2 separate regions of the Mus musculus genome follow, and region 2 is linked to region 1. The links are chromatin loops, found by intact Hi-C in ENCODE. Cell type or tissue: heart. All regions are shown on one strand.

Region 1 (8,000 bases):
TACAGGTGAGGGGGTGGAGTCACAGTAGGAAATGCTTGCAGGTGAGGGGGCGGAGTCACGTTAGAAAATGCTTGCAGGGGAAGGGGCGGGGTCACGCTAGAAAATGCTTAAGAGGTTGAAGGTCTTGTCTTCCCACAGATATTGACTCCCAAGAAGAAAGGGCTTTAAAAAAAAATGCATTTTACTTAATTAAGAAGTAATATGTTCTCAGGAAAAAAAATTAAATTTGCAAATACTTCCTCAAACTTTCATTTAGTACAATGGCTACAGCACACCTAGTTTAAACCCTCTGCCCTTATGTCAGCTAAGAGACATGAAGAGGCAGATGAAGAGCAGGTGTCTCACCCACCTAAGGACCCCTCCCCGTGGGAAGGTGCTGAGTTCCTGCTTCATTCTTCCTCCCCAGCATCCAGGAACGGGTCAGAGCAGAACACTCCTGAGCCTCACTCTCAGTCCCCAGTGTAAGGTAGGAGTAGCCCATCGCCCTTGGCTTTACCTTTGATGTGCATGTGTGCACAGGTACCCCACCACCTCTCAGCATGTATAGGAGCCTTCCTATCCCACACCACAGAGAAATGGCCACACCAAAGAAACACACATATTATTCTTCACCCTCAGAATCATCTGTGTCTCATCTGTGTCAAATCCACCCAACCTCTGGGCACTGACATCAGGGAGAAGAGGGCCTGAGAGATGCAGACTCCAATCACTCTTACAGAGACGTATCTATGAAGGAGTGTTAAGTGGAAAGACTTACAGGTATAATTAGGTTAGAATGAAGATGAATTATAGGGTTTTGGGTTTTTTTTTTTTTAACAGTGTGAGAGCTGGGGAAGTATCTCAATTGGCAAAGTGCCTGGCTAGTGTTCACAACATCCTGAATTCAATCCCCATCACCACATAAAGTGAGATGCAGTGGCCCAAGTCTGTACTCCTAGCACTTTGATGGTAGATGCAGGAGGCTGGAGCGTTCAAGGTCATCCCTGGCTACACAGTGGGCTCAAGGTTTGTCTGGGCTACAGAAAATCCAGTGTAAAGATGGTGGCATCAATTACAGTTAACAAAGCCCTCTCAGCTGAGCTGGATACAGAGACCATCAAAGATTACCTAAGCCCCTCTCAGACAGTGCGCAGACCTTACAGAACAGCGAACACCTTCGACCACACAAAAGGCGCAGCTGCAGACGATGCGGAACCACCTAGCTCCCGTTCTGCTGGCGAGACTACAAAACGTTTAACTGCTTTCGAAAATAGTTGATGCTTTCATACAAATTATATCGTACATACTATATGATCCTGCCAATTCCACTCCTAAGTCCCCTAAGTCCCTCCCCAAGGGAAAGGACACTTGTGCTTATACAAAAGACAGTGTGCTCACAGTTAAAGCAATTTCATTTATCGTCACCCCAAACTGGAAACTACCCAAGTGACTTCCAACTGGCAAATGGACAAGCTGTGGCATATGCATGCAGTGGACTACTTGTGAAACAGGCAGTAAAAGTTTATCGATACCCACTGTGACGTGCATGAGTCCGAAGTGCACCCAGCCAAGAAGCTGGCCTCAAAAGGGTGTGCATTAAACGGCTCTACACATCACATCCTGAAAAGGCAAAGTTCTGGGTTTGGAGAAAGACCATAGGTTTCCAGGGCTTCGGGATGCAGCCGACTATAACAGAACATATGAATATACTGGGACGCAGAACCGCTCTCTGTCTTCATTGTGCCAGCATTTACACAATTCCAATGCATTTGTTGAAGCTGAGGCTCTGTGCTGAGAAATGTCCCTATTTCCTCTTCTCCCTTTCCTTTGGCAAGGGATGTGGACATGTGTGCAGAGTAACTTAGAAAGTTTTCACGAGGCCTTCAGGCAACACTGTGTTAGAAGTGTGTAATAAGGTAAGACACGTCCCCAATCAAGTCACTTGATTTCTAGAGGCTTACAGAAACTGGGGTTAGGATAAGAAACCTAAGGTGAGGAACCAACTGGAATCATCCAGACAGGTCCCACACACATGGGTGTTAGTATGAGAAAGGAGGGGATAAGACTGCCACAGAAGTAGAGAGAGGAGGGTGTGGCCATCAGGAGCTACAGAAGGTAAGCATTTTCCCAGACAAGTACTCTATGGACGGTGCCTGCGGCTCAGAGAGACAAACAGCTGAAACCACCAAATGGAGATAACACGCCACCGTAGCCCCAGGAAACACCTACACTTCAATACCAACATGGGAGCACCACCATGCCCAACTCCTCCCAGCCCCTCCCCCACGAGGGGAACTTCATGGCACCAAGGTACTTGAAGGTAATGTGCACTGCTAAAAAGAAAGGGCAGTAGGTATCTTGTTTCAACTATTATATGTTTGACGGGGCTCCGTACTCGAAGCCAACTTTAATCCTGACATAGTAACACGCATTTTCTGTCCCTAATCTCACCTCTCCTGCGTTGAGTTTATCAGCTGTCCTACAACCTAAGCAGAGTTTACACTAAATGAAGAGCTGAAATAAACTCAGAGCAGCAACACGATAGTTATTTAGGAGCATGCTTGTCACTTCTACCACAACCACAGAGTATGTCTAGTAGAGAATTCCTAGTCTTAAAAAAAAAAAAAAAAGAAGTGTAGTAAACGGTAAAGACTGAGCCAGCCTTCACGTCCTACCAGAATTGTGTGAGTCTCAGTCTCAGGTGATATTCATGTTAAATATGATTTTAGATTAATTAATAAATGCAAGGCTCAGAAACTGAGTTTAAATGCTATGGAAAACATGCTCTAAATTGTAAATAGAAAACACTGAAAGCAATGTAAGATTCATTTTAGAGATGAAAGGCTCATCTTAAAATAGTCTCTCGACCTGGTGAGGTCAAGCCTTCCTTTCAAAATATTAGTGGAAGGAAAGGGATTCTTGAACTCCAGGTCCCTCCTTGTTCTCCAGCTCCTACCCAGGTGGCAAGGCTACCCATCATGCATCATTGCCCATGTCCTTGAAAGTACAAGGCAGCTCGCTGCTGTGCTGTGTTGGCTGTCTTGAGGAAGCACGCTGGCCTCAACCACAAAGCCATCTCGGCAGTCAGGACCTTACTGTACAGGGTCAGTAAGTGGAAGAGCAGACTGGGCTTGTGTCTGACACACAGGCTTGATAGTGAGATCTCTGAAAAGCACACACCTTCTGCGCGCTGAAACATCTGCAGACACCATGCAGTGATGTTCTGGGCGGGGCGATTAGTCACCATTCCCCTGGCAGGGACCCAGATCACTGCAACCTCCTCAGCAGTGGGGCTGACTCTGTCAGTGTTCTGGGTTCAAGACAACAGAAAGGCGGCTTTCTACCCTGAACACACCACAGCCCAGGTGCCTGCGGGGCTTTTATTAGCGAAAGCTGCTACAATGTATCTGATTATCCTACTAAAGCTGAGTGAGATTGACATAAGGTTGAAGCTTTCAAAAACGTGTGTGCACAGGATAGCCATGCCTGTGTTCACGCAGAGGCCAGGAGAGGGCACCGGGTCCCTCAGAGTTGGGGCTAGAGTTAACAGGCACTTGCCAGACAAGAATGCAGGAATCCAAACTCCTTGTGTCCTTGTGACTGAGCAGAAACCACTGTTAATCCCAGGTTACTTCCTTTTGTTTTTAGAACAACTATAACTCATGTATCTTTTATCTAAACTTGGTAATAACACAATATATACCAAAGTAGCGGCCTCCCTTTAAAGAACAAAACTATTTTTCTTTTTAAAACTTGCTGCTTGAACAGTTAAGAGTTTCAGAATTTAGAAGGCATTGTTCCTGGAAGACTCAGTATTTACCACAAGGTGGCGCTGCTCCGATGCCAGTTTCAGACAAAAGCTCTGAGGCTTGCTGGGAAAGGTTTCTTCACCATCAAGGCAAGAAATGGTCGCCACCCTAAGCAGGATGAAGTCCTGGATGTTTTTAAGGTTTTAGGTAACACGTATATGCTTAGCAGTTACACTAAGGAGTTCAGTCTCAGAGGCAACAACTTCCTGCCCATTGTACACTTGGCCTAACAGAACAGACCCTGGATAGCCGCAGCACACCCAGCTTCACGGAGAGCCACCCAGGCACCAAAGCGGATGCAAAGGCCTGAGTGCTCCTCGTTACTCAGGGGAAAATCTGAAAGTCCGTGCACACTTAAATCTGTACTGGAATAAATGAACGGGGAAAGAGACAGCTCTCAAGATACAGAATAATCGCCAACAATTTATATAGATACTCCATGCTCAGAAGTGACGGGCTTTGCTCCAAGCCTTACCTGTGGGCTTCGCACAGTGCCCATGCAGAGAATAAAGTGTCTTCTTTATGTGGTGGACGGAGACAAGGAGAGAAGAAGACAGGGTAGGTTCAGTGTAGAAAGTGAACAGCCACAACCTTGGCTGGATGACGAAGATCAACCAAGAGAGGCGAACTACACTGTTGGTACACACCTTCGACTCCGCGGGATAAAGAGGTCACCCCAAACTCCTAAGTCCTGGCTGATGGTGAGAAAAACATCAGACACGTTCCAATAAGCAGGCACTCTACAAAATATCATACCCAAGCCACCAGGGTCATTAAAACAAAGAATGTCTGAGAAACTGTCACAGTCAAGAATATATGGAGATGCCTCTAACCCCAGCAGAGGCAGGCTCATCTCTGAATTCGAAGTCAGCCTGATCTGTAGAGAAAGAAATCCTGTCTCAGAAAACCAAACCAAACCAACGGACAAAAAGGTATCTATGGAGACATGATCTCTGAACGTGATATGATAATGTGGGCCAGAAAAAAAGTGAATTAGAAATGGTGGGAAAAAAAAAAAAACCCCACAAATACAGACTTTAGTAGGTATCACTGTTGGTTCACTAATTATATCAAATGTATCACACAACGTCTGTGTTAATGAGAGATTGACCATAGACCATATGGAACTTCTTAGTACTGTTCTTTTGACCTCTTCTATAAGCCTAAAATACTCCAAAATAAATGTTTATATATTAAAAAAAAAATAAAGTCAAAGGGCTGGAGAGATGGCTCAGAGGTTAAGAGCAATGACTGCTCTTCCAGAGGTCCTGAATTCAATTCCCAGCAACCACATGGTGGCTCACAACCATCTGTAGTGGGATCTGCTGCCCTCTTCTGGTGTGTCTGAAGAGAGCAACAGTGTACTCATATAATTAAAATAAAAAAGTCTTTAATACACACACACACACCACACACACACACCCCGAAGATCACCCAAGGCTCAAACAGTAATCGGCAAATGCTGTCGAATTCGGAAGCGCCTATTCTCAAGGTGGTGCATGTGGCCTTGTGGTCCCACACACTTAGAGACACAGGAGAAGCAGAAAATCTCAACTTTACTGCTGGCCACAGGAAGGACAACAGCAGCAGTGTGAGCCTCTGTGTCTTCTATGCCAACCAGAGCTCCCGTGAATGATCTTGACAACGGGTGGCAAGCCAATGAGGTAGGATGAGCCAGGCTTTGAAGTCAGAGGAGAAATTCAAGTCCTAGCCAATTACTGGCTGGGTGTGTAACCGCCAGGAGAGCTAGCACCTAGCCTCCCAGGGCTCCCCACCAACTGTTGTTGGGGTTGGTACTTACATCTGCCATCTGATTTAAAATGTGTGTATTGAGTCTAGCACTCAAGAAATTCTAACTCTCCCTTCCTAAGCGGTAAAAGTCAAGGAAAACCATGGTCTTGGCTGAATGAGACTACCGAGTACTTTTGTAAGTGTGTGCCAGACTACAACCGTGACCATCTAGCTACATATTATCCATGGCTGCTTTGTGTCATGGTAGCTGAAATCCAATGGTTACAACAGAGATCACAGTAGCCTAATGTAGTTCCTGTCTGACCATGGCAGAAGATGGCCAACTCTGGTCAATTGGTGTATTTCCAAATGCTAACAGCTACTTTTCATGCCTTATCATACTTGACCTTTAACATCCTGAACTACCTTCTTCCTCAAGGCCTGAGACCTGAGTGTGGGGTCTGCATTCTGACTCCCTTGTGCTCTGCACAAACAGGACTCCCTGGGAGATCCGAAGTCCCTGGCAGGCTAAGTCAAATTAGTATGCATGGTAGTAAATTACACCCAAGCTCCACCTGGGTTCCAGCAGAAATAGCATTCCTCAGACTTAGAGCCTAAGGACCAATTAGTGCCTTGGAGCTCTTATGTTTAAAAAAAATGTAGGAGTCCTGCCCACCTTAGAAATATAAAAACTGTATTTGAGGGAAAAATATAAAGGTACAAGGAACTTTTTTTTTTTCAAATAAAACTTCACCCCCAAAAAGCAAACTGGAATTCTAGCAAATTTCCCAACTGGCTCTGCCAAGACATAGCCCCCCAAACTCTGACTGCTGAGCAGAGGCATGGGCAGTGCCTCAATGGTGGTCCACTGACACCCCAACCACCACTACGCCAACATCATGTGTGATGACGCAATGTCCCTGCCCCCAGCCACTCTCCATACTCTATCCCCTCAAGTTCTCATGTGCAAATACGGCACCGCAAGCCAGAGTTTCTTTCTCCTAACATTTTCTCAGGCTGACCTCTGCCTCACTGCGTTCTCTTGTCACTGCCGAGAATGAAGCCGCTGTTCTTCATCCCCCAACACTGCAAAAGTTCCAACCGGTCTCAACTCTCAGCTGGCAAGCAGAAAACAGACACTGCTCGAAACCTCAAACCTCTTTCATCCCTCTGTATAAAAACACCCAAAGGACATTACTGACAAAAACAAAGTAACAAAACACTTAAATCCTCCCAGGCTCCATGGACCCGCTGCAACTGTTTCCATCTTCCTCCCTAAAGCTCCTTGCTCGCTATTCTCAGGCTCCACCCACCCTGGCCCTGACTCACTTTTTCAAGTTCCTTCTCACCATGGGGGATGCGGGGCTGTTCCATGGTCAACTAGAAGCCCCTTAGGAGCTCCTGTCTGCCTTGGACTTCATCTACTAAGGACCCCTTCCAGCATCACACAGGAATGTCTGAGCTTCCAACCAAGGGATTCTCACTCTTTTTCTGTAGAGCCCTGCTAACTAAGGTCCAAGTCTGACATTACTGGAAAGCCATGCGCTCAGAACAAAATGGTATATTCCCTTTACCAGCAGGGCTTCTCCTTCTCTGCCCTTGCCTGAAGAGCCTGAAACCCCTTACACCCTGCGGAATGTCTCATGGCCTTGGTGAGATTATAGGTTCAGTTTCCTTTCTTCTGATAAGAGCCCATTCTTCAAATGCCTCCCCCTGCTAATGAGGCGTCTCAGTCAGTCCCTTAGCCTTGAGTCAGGAACATGTACCCACCCTAGACATCCCCACTACCTTCCCCAGAACTTCCCCCTGATTTACCCTGAATAAAGTTCATCTGTCTCCCTGAAGCTGGTCCTGGAACATTGTCCTTTCAGTTAGTACTCGCTGTCAGTCTGGAACCCTGTCACCAACTCTGCCTCCTTTGTCCTTGTGGACCAGTAGCCAGTGACCCCAGTGAGGAGACGACTCACGTTTTTCCAGCAGTCAGCACTCTATAGACTCTCTGACTTCGCCATCACCAGTCTCCCTCAGTCAAGCGGGTTTTCCCTAGAGCTTGGAGCCAAGTGTTTATTTCCCTCTATGTCCCCCTCATCCCTAGCCCAGAACTCACCCAGCTAACATTCAGAAAACCCACATGAAACAAATGTTTATGGAAGTTTGCGAAGCCACCACTGAGTGAAAGACTGACTCAAGGAACTCAGAGTGCCTCTGAGGCCACTGGGAAAAATAAACATCACCACCAGAGAGCCACCTCCACAGTGTCCTCTTGTGACGAAAGGCATCCTGGCTGAACAGTCTAATGAGTCCAGGAAAGCTGGAGCAGAAAGGGACCTTTGAGCACCTCATATAAAAGCCGAGGTGATATATCAAAAGATGGCCTAGTCGGCCATCACTGGAAAGAGAGGCCCATTGGACTTGCAAACTTTATATGCCCCAGTACAGGGGAATACCAGGGCCAAAAAGGGGGAGTGGGTGGGCAGGGGA
Region 2 (8,000 bases), 220 kb after region 1:
ACAGGGTTTCTCTGTGTAGCCCTGGCTGTCCTGGAACTCACTCTGTAGACCAGGCTGGCCTCCAACTCAAAAATCCGCCTGCCTCTGTCTCTCAAGTGCTGGGATTAAAGGCGTGAGCCACCACCGCCCGACCTGAGGAATGTTGTAGCCACAGCAAACTAAATTTGAAGTTTCCAAGGAGACAGTGAAGGAGGCCCAGAAATTTTCTTCATCTGCTCTCAGCAACCTGCAGCCATGGCCCAGGACTTCATGATAGAAATGAGTGCGTGCAGGAAAAGAATCCAAAGGAGCGACAGGAGTTCTGCATCATTCCTGGTTTTCTCAGGTAGTGAGTGTGGCCCCTTTGGGTGGAAAATTAGATGCCACTTCAGGTGCATTCACCGGAGGCTTTCAAGGGTTTCTCTCACCTTACCAACACCTGCATGATCCAATGCCATCTCAGATCTTGCAAAAGTAAAAACTGGACTAGCAAAGTAAAAACTAGAGAAAATTAAAAGGGTGAAATTGATAACCAACACCTCTTTCACTGGGGCAGATCACAGCATCCACAGGTCAGGGACTCCGACGGCCATTTCAATATTACCTGAGAAGTTCTACTACAGGCCCCACAGTCTCTTGTCTTCCCGCAGAACATACATAAATATTTAGCTGCAAACTTCAGGACAGAATAAAGCCAGACCTCCAATTTATTTGAAAGGAAAATTTTATAGCAGATACTTAGGTCGTTAAAGAGAAAAAGCAGCTGAACTGGTTGTAAAACTGAAGATTAACTAAGAGTCAACATGAATTCTCTCAGATCCTGGGTAGGAAAACCAGTCATCACTCAGAATTAGATCTGTGGAGCGGGGGGGACCAGCTCCCTGAAAAGCTCTGTTTTCTCTCAGGAATACTTAGCTTGGCATAAGGAAAATGAAAACAAATTAAAACAAAACAAAACAAAACTCATTTCTGGCTTCATTTTCTCTGGAGAGTTAAAAAAGACACTTGTGTTGAATGCAGGTTTTCTCTGCAACCTCATTCTGGCTGTCAAGTGAGAAAGCCCAGTGTAGGCTCTCCAGCAGCTCCGGTCTGTCCACACGTCTCTGAAAACAAGACCTCCCATACACAGCTAGTCTCCTTTCGTCAGATGAACGTTTGGAAAGAAATTTTACTTATAGTATGTCCTACAGGAAATGGTGGGGTACACGTGGTACCCCCTACTTTTGCTGCAGTTGGATGTGAAAGGGCTAATGTGTGTTTCCCAGCACATTTTACAAAACTTTAGTACATTAAGAAGACCTGGCTACTAAGGTCGAATTCTACCATGCCTAGATAGTTCTTCTGAGATCCATGCAAAATGGAGGACTCTCATTTGCAGTGGGAGTTCCTCCTCTCCTTCTGATCTGGGGAGCCCGGTCCCAATCTCCTACTTAAGCAATGTCACCTAGTCCTTGGCAAACCTGAAAGTTCAACTTCCTCTATCCTGGTAAGAACCCACCCGCCCGGCATCACCTGGGATTTCTGGAATGCCTCTCCATACGAGGCATTGACAGTTCTTTAAATTCCAGCCAGTGATTTTGTTTGCCCTGAAAACTCCTCCCTACTCACCAAAGTTTATATATAACCCTTTTCCACCCTCCAAAAAGTATCTGCACGCAAGCTGTTTCACTGAAGATGGTCTAAGAAAGTTGTTTGATTGAGTATCGCCTAAGAGAGCTAAAATCCTTGGTGAAGACGCCCATCCCCAACTCCGCCTCATCCTTGCAGCGTGGTGTGCAATGGCGGCATCTGGACAACCCTGAGGGAGGAAACATAGGACTCAGAACCACAGCTGGTCCCCAAACTTGTTCCAGAAAGAAGCACAAACTCAGTGTAAGCAAGACTATCAGGCTATGAGACCATCTGTAAATGGAATACTTCATGCTGCATACCCACTACTGAAAGGTTCTGTGACTTCACACAAAACTTCGGTATCGGACTGACCAATCCTCACCTCGTCCTCTGACCACTGCATTCTGTGTGACCTTAGCAACAAATTGTGCCCTCCTCGTTCCATACGGCCATGCATCTCTATCTCGATAGCGCAAGGCCACCACGCAGAGTCCATCTCTAGGACTCTCAAACCAGTCTTTTTACACCATGCCCAGCTCTGTGCCAGATCTTAGATCCTGCTCTCCCTCCCAACCCTGCAGCCTCTGTTGTTTTTCATCTGTCAGTGTTCACTGTGTCTCGGGTTATCCAGGAAGCCAGTGTTAGGTTAAATGCCCTACATGAGAAGAAGTTCTGTGCCCTCGTCCCTCAGGAAGTGAGAAAGCAAGTGAGGGTGTCCACTTTCTTGTTGCTGCGTGCGGTATCACAGTGTTTTTAAAAGTGGGGGCAGGGAGGTAGAAGAGGGAGAATATGATAGGCTTTAATTTATTTTATTTTGGGGTGCCCGACCTATTCTATACCCCATGTGTGGGTTTGGATTGTTCTTTGGGTAACTAGAATCTTCCCAACTCCCAGTTTCTTTCTCATGTATTCTAGGCTGTCCTTGAACTTGCTATGAAGCCAAGGGTGACCTTGAACTTTTGACCCTCCTTCCTCCACCTCCCAAGTGCTAGGATTACAGGCATGTCCCACCATACCCAGTTTATGTGGTGCTGGGAACAGAGCCCAGGGTTTTGTTCCTGAGAGTCAGCAAGCACACACGGAAGTTACATCACCAGCTTCAGAAATGTTCGTTTACAGCATCCTACAGTCTCTTCTTCACACTCCCCATCTCCTCTTAGCACCCCCCACTCCCCTCCCCCCACTCTAACCCCACCCCACCCCCACCCCTCCTCCAGCCAGGCAAAGCCCAGCACTGGCTTAGCTGTGTTCTAAATCCACCTGAGGTATGTGTGCTCACTGTTTGGTATAAAGTACAGCCTTTCTCAACCCCTTCAGCCCTGCAGGCTCCCCTGAGGCCTCTGGTGACACCCTGTAAGCCTTGGTCACTTTGTTACTGCCTCCCCACCCCCATGGTGGTGCTTGGATTTTTAGGCCCGATCTCTCAGCTTATTTCCATTTCTTCGGAGGCCTGTGGGGAATTCTGAAACTCTTTTTGGGGGGGGGGGGGATTTGAACTCTTAAGGCCTCCCTCAAACTCTGAGAGCCTCAAGGGAAGAGATTGGCCCAGGCGTGCTTGCTGTAGGACTGACCCACTGCGGTTGCTGTTATCCGAATGCAGGCCCCGAAGGAGCATTGGCCCCTGGGTGGGGGCATTGGTCATGAGTGGCACTGGTCACTGTTCTCTGTGATTGGTTCCTGTTTCTCTTCTCAGCTGTCCCACACACAGCGCACACAGGTTTTCCTCCAGGGAACACTGCTGCTGTGTCTTGCAGAATTCCTTCTCCTGCAGCCTCTGACTGAGCAGGCTGCTGGAATTCAACAGGCCTTCACCTTTTAAGAGTCCTTAAAAGTCTCTTATTGTCGAAAGCCGGGGTTTCAAAACCTTGCTCCTGCTTTGTCTTCTATAAAGGCCTGTTTTGTACCCCACGTCCAAACAATGACTCTTGTTCTGAACGGTATCTCAGCTTCCCCTGAATCGAGCTGCAGTGGGTTAAAAAATAAAAAAAATTCTGGGCTGGATAAGGGAAGGAAGAGCTGGACATGGTAGCACACACCTGGAATCCAGCATTTCAGAGGCTGAGGGAACGGGCTCACAAGTTCTCGGACAGCCTGGGATACGTGGAGAGACCCTGTCAACACAGCCGCCGCCGCTGCCGCCGCCACCCACCACTACCAAATCCCTGCGGTTATTTAGAAAAATAAGTGAGCACCACCTCTCACTTCCCTAATCTGACACCTCAGTCACGGGCTGACAGCTCTCATTTGGTTTGTCACTATGTGAAACAGCATTTAACCGGTTGCCAGAGCCTTTAATGGGACGATTTTTATCTAAAAAGCTGTATTTCTGTCGGTTCTTAAAGCTTGGTCGGTGGCAGTCACCAAGATCCATGTTGGCTAACGCTCTCCCTAGTTTGCTGGTGCCCTCTGCTGGTCGTTTTACAGATAGCCGCTGGGTTCAGTGGTATCTGGGGGAACTTTACAGGAGTCTGTCATTACTGTCCTTCCTCTTACAAGCTATCCCTGAACTCCCTTTCTTTAGCCTCCCACTCTCTCTGACACCAACTCGCTTCTCGCTCACAAGATGGTCAGTCTCTCTGAGAAAACTGACCATCTGTTATTGATGGTCTGTCTACTCTCCAGTCTCCACACTTCTATCTAAATGTATGGAACCCTCTTTCCCCCCACCTTTTAGTCAAAGGAACCTTTTCAGTCACACTACTTAAACACCCTTTATAAAATATAATTACAAAAAATTATATTGTTTCAAATCATTTAACAAAAGTGAAAAATGTCACTCCATTGGACGGAGCACAGGGTCCCCAATGAAGGAGCTGAAGGGGTTTGCAGACAACAATATGAACCAACCAGTACCCCCAGAGCTCCCAGGGACTAAACTACCAACCAAAGAGTACACATGGTGGGACTCATGGCTCTAGCTGCATATCTAGCAGAGGATGGCCTAGTCAGTCATCAATGGGAGGAGAGACCCTTGGTCCTGTGAAGGCTCTATGCCCCAGTGTAGGGGGATGCTGGGGCCAGGAAGTGGGAGTGGGCCGGTTGGTGAGCAGGAGAAGAGGGGGGAGAGCGAATGAAGGGAGGGGGTTTTTGGAGGGAGACCAGGAAAGGGGATAACATTTGAAATGTTGATACCATACTGTCCCAAAGCACTATTCAATCACTGCTAAATATTTCATAGATACATCCCTTGACTGTTTCCACACAGACACCCACTGAACAGATTTTTGCACATACATTTTAATTATGTTTTCCCAAAATCACTCTTGCATGCCATTGTATGCTTTTTCTTTTTTTTCTGAATGGTGATTATGAGTGCTTTAAAAAAAAACAACAACACTGTAGTTCAAGTGTTCCAAGATTAATTTATTAAAAACCTTTTAAAAATCGGAGAGAAAACGGAGATGGTGTCCATTACCAGCACCTGACCTGTAGTGTCTGAGAGACCTCGGTCCGTATTGAAGCTTGAGGTTCATGTGGATGTCTGAGGCCCTTGCTACTGCAGAGGCCAGGCAGACTTCCATAGTCTGTGCTGCTGCAGGATGTCATAGAGTGTCTGTGGTTAGGTGGCCATCAGAGGCCAGGTTGATGTGAGTGGCCTGTGCAGCCACTTGGGGCCACGTTGATGTCTGTGTTGGTGAGGGGCTGAGCTGTCTGGGTCCATGGTCCCGCTGCCGTAGGGGCTGTTGTCGCCCATGGTTGATATTACCACTGAGGGCGATGCTGATGTCTGTGATCTGTGCTGCTGCCTGAAGCCATGTTGATGCAGTGCAGTTGGTCCAGAGGCAGTGCAGCTGCTAGGGGCCAGGTTGATGCGTGTGCCTGTGTTGCCTGTGTTGATGCCCTTGGCCTGCGCAGCCACTGAGGGCTACCTAGGATGGTGCCTGTGACCTGTGCCGTAGCTGAGGTCCAGGTCGATGTCTGTGGTCTGTACTACCACCAGAGAGACCTGTGGTCTCTGAGGTCTGTGGCATGTGCTTGATACCAGAGGCCACGTGGATGTCCGTAGCCTGTGCTGTCACCAGAAACCATGTGGAAGTCCATGATGCCTGTTCCGCTGACTGTAAAGGGCAAGGAAGCTACTTTTGCTTTGGAAGCAATGACTGTAGACTCACAATTGAGAAAGCAGGACATAGAAGGCTTCTGTGACAACCCCTACCCACCCCTACCCCAAAGTTAATATATCCTAGATAGGAATCCATCAAAGAGAACTCTTCAAACTTGGGATAAGGATGCTGAAATGTAGCTCTTCACAGTTGCTGGCACCTGGCTGGGGTGGGGTGGGGAAGGACTCAGTTTTCTTTAAAGGGCTGGCTACTGGGAGTTTGACCATGTTCCAATGTGTATATGGGCAACACAAATTGGATTTCTGTGTTTTTTTTCTCCTTCTCTTCCTCTTTCTTCTCTTCCTCCTCCTCCTCCTCCTCCTCCTTTTCTTGTGGGGAGGGATCATAAGGGTGGGAGGGCAGACCTGGAAGGACAGGGAAGTGAGTGTGGTCAGGGTTCATAATGTGAAATTCTCAAATAATCAGGTAAACTAACAGGCTGGTATCTAGCATTAATTTCCAAGTTGTCCGTTCCCCCCCACCCCCACAACAAAACCTGAGCCTAGCTCCAGTCTCTAGGCTAATCCCCCAAAAGACCAGAGTTTCCAGGTTACACCCTCAACAAGACCAGTGTCTCCAGGTTATTCCCCCAACAAACCTGCACCCCAGGTTACAAGCCCACCTCCTTCCTAACAACCACCAAAGCAGAGGCAACCAGAAGTGAAGTTTATGATGACTCCCAGCCCCAGCCAATGGTGTTAAAGGCCACAGGAGCTTTCCAATTAGATTCTTGCACACATTCCTTGCTTGCTGTTTACTATAAAGCCTTTCCCCGATAGACATTCGGGGCTCACCCCCCAAAACTGTCCTGCATGATGGTGGTGCATTGGGGGGTGGGGGGGGTGGGGGGTGGGATGAGCTAGCTCAAACAGAATAAAGACCTTGCTGTGAGATGCATCAGATCGGCTTCTGTGTGTGTTTTTGGGGTCACTAACATTTCCCTGGCACAACACAACCTGGACTGCCTTGAAGACCACAAGACGTTAGAGATGCCAGAGCCATGGGATACCTGCTGAGAAAGCTGCTAACCGGAACCAGCCCAAGAGAAAGACGTGTGTTGCAGTCAACAAAGATGAAAGGAGTTGGCCATCTGAAGAGCACTTTGACATCAGACGTGGAGATGCAGGTGTTTGGATTTGTCCAGCTGGCTTTCAGTCTTGCTTTGGTCTGTATAATATTTCCTCGCCATGCTCCCTTTCCTATGTTTTGGAATGGTAATGTATATATCCTGCACCATTGTATGGTGGGAGTATGTGATCTGTTTTCGATTTTGATATTATAGGGGATTACAGTTAAGAGATTACATGAATCTTACAAGAGACTTTGAACTTTAAACATTGCTGAGACAGTGATAGACTAGGAGGTCTTTGGAAGTTGGACAAAATGCATTCTGCGTTATGTTATGGCTATAAGCCTATGGGGGCCAGGGAGTGTGATGGTTTGAATAGGTTTGGCCCCCATAGATTCATGTGTCTGAATTCTTGGCCATAGGGAGTGGCACTATTGGAGGTGTGGCCTTATTGGGGGAGGTGTGGCTTTGTTGGAAGAAGTGTGTCACTGTGGGAGCAGGCTTTTTTTTAATGTAATTTTTTATTAGATATTTTCTTTATTTACATTTCAAATGTTATCCCCTTTCCTAGTTTCTTCACTGAAAATCTCCTATCCCCCTCCCACCTGCCCCCCCTCCCCACTCCCCAACCCACCTACTCTCGATTCCTGGCCCTGGCATTCCCCTATACTGGGGCATAGAACCTTCACAAGACCAAGGGCCTCTCCTCCTATCTTCCCATTGATGACTGACTAGGCCATCCTATGCTACATATGCAGCTAGAGACAGGAGTCCCACCATGTGTTTTCTTTGACTGGTGGTTTAGTCCCAGGGAGCTCTGGGGGTACTGGTTAGTTCATATTGTTGTTCCTCCTATAGGGCTGCAGACTCCTTCAGCTCCTTGGGTACTTTCTCTAGGTCCTTCATTGGGGACCCTGTGCTCCCTCCAATGGATGACTGTGAGCATCCACTTCTGTATTTGCCAGGCACTGGCAGAGCCTCTCAGGAGACAACTTTGAGGTCTCCTATGCTCAAGCTCTGCCCAGTGTGGAACAGTCTCCTGCTGCCTTCAGACCACGATGTAGAACTCTTGGCTTCTTCAGCACCATGTCTGCCTGCATCTTGCTCTGCTTCCTGTGATGATGATAATCCAGTAAAGCCCTGAAACTGTAATCCAGTCCCAATTAATTGCTTACCTTTATAAGAGTTGCCTTGGTCATGATGTCTCTTCACAGCCATGAAACCCTAAGACACCGCCC

What was found. A loop is a pair of places that touch in the nucleus more often than their neighbours do. Peaks named below come from ENCODE experiments on the same cell type or tissue, not always from the same donor. Only the 100,000 strongest peaks of a DNase experiment are listed, where the experiment ranks them.
Region 2: a loop joins it to region 1, with 2.5 times the contacts of the local background. A loop is called at or near these places in 7 of 42 quality-filtered maps.

The regions. Positions count from the first base shown.
Region 1 is chr2:59,741,474-59,749,473 of GRCm38, reverse strand. The region is part of intron 4 of Tanc1 (tetratricopeptide repeat, ankyrin repeat and coiled-coil containing 1); the gene reads right to left. Among named protein-coding and RNA genes, the nearest start is that of Tanc1, 130 kb to the right of the region's middle. In heart, CTCF peaks have their summits at 3,801 (motif pointing right), 5,121 (motif pointing left) and 7,766; no DNase peak of the experiment used is centred here; H3K27ac peaks cover 2,717 bases.
Region 2 is chr2:59,518,279-59,526,278 of GRCm38, reverse strand. No RefSeq gene overlaps it. Among named protein-coding and RNA genes, the nearest start is that of Gm39831, 10 kb to the right of the region's middle. In heart, a CTCF peak has its summit at 4,008 (motif pointing left); a DNase peak (open chromatin) is centred at 3,968; H3K4me3 peaks cover 494 bases; H3K27ac peaks cover 1,773 bases.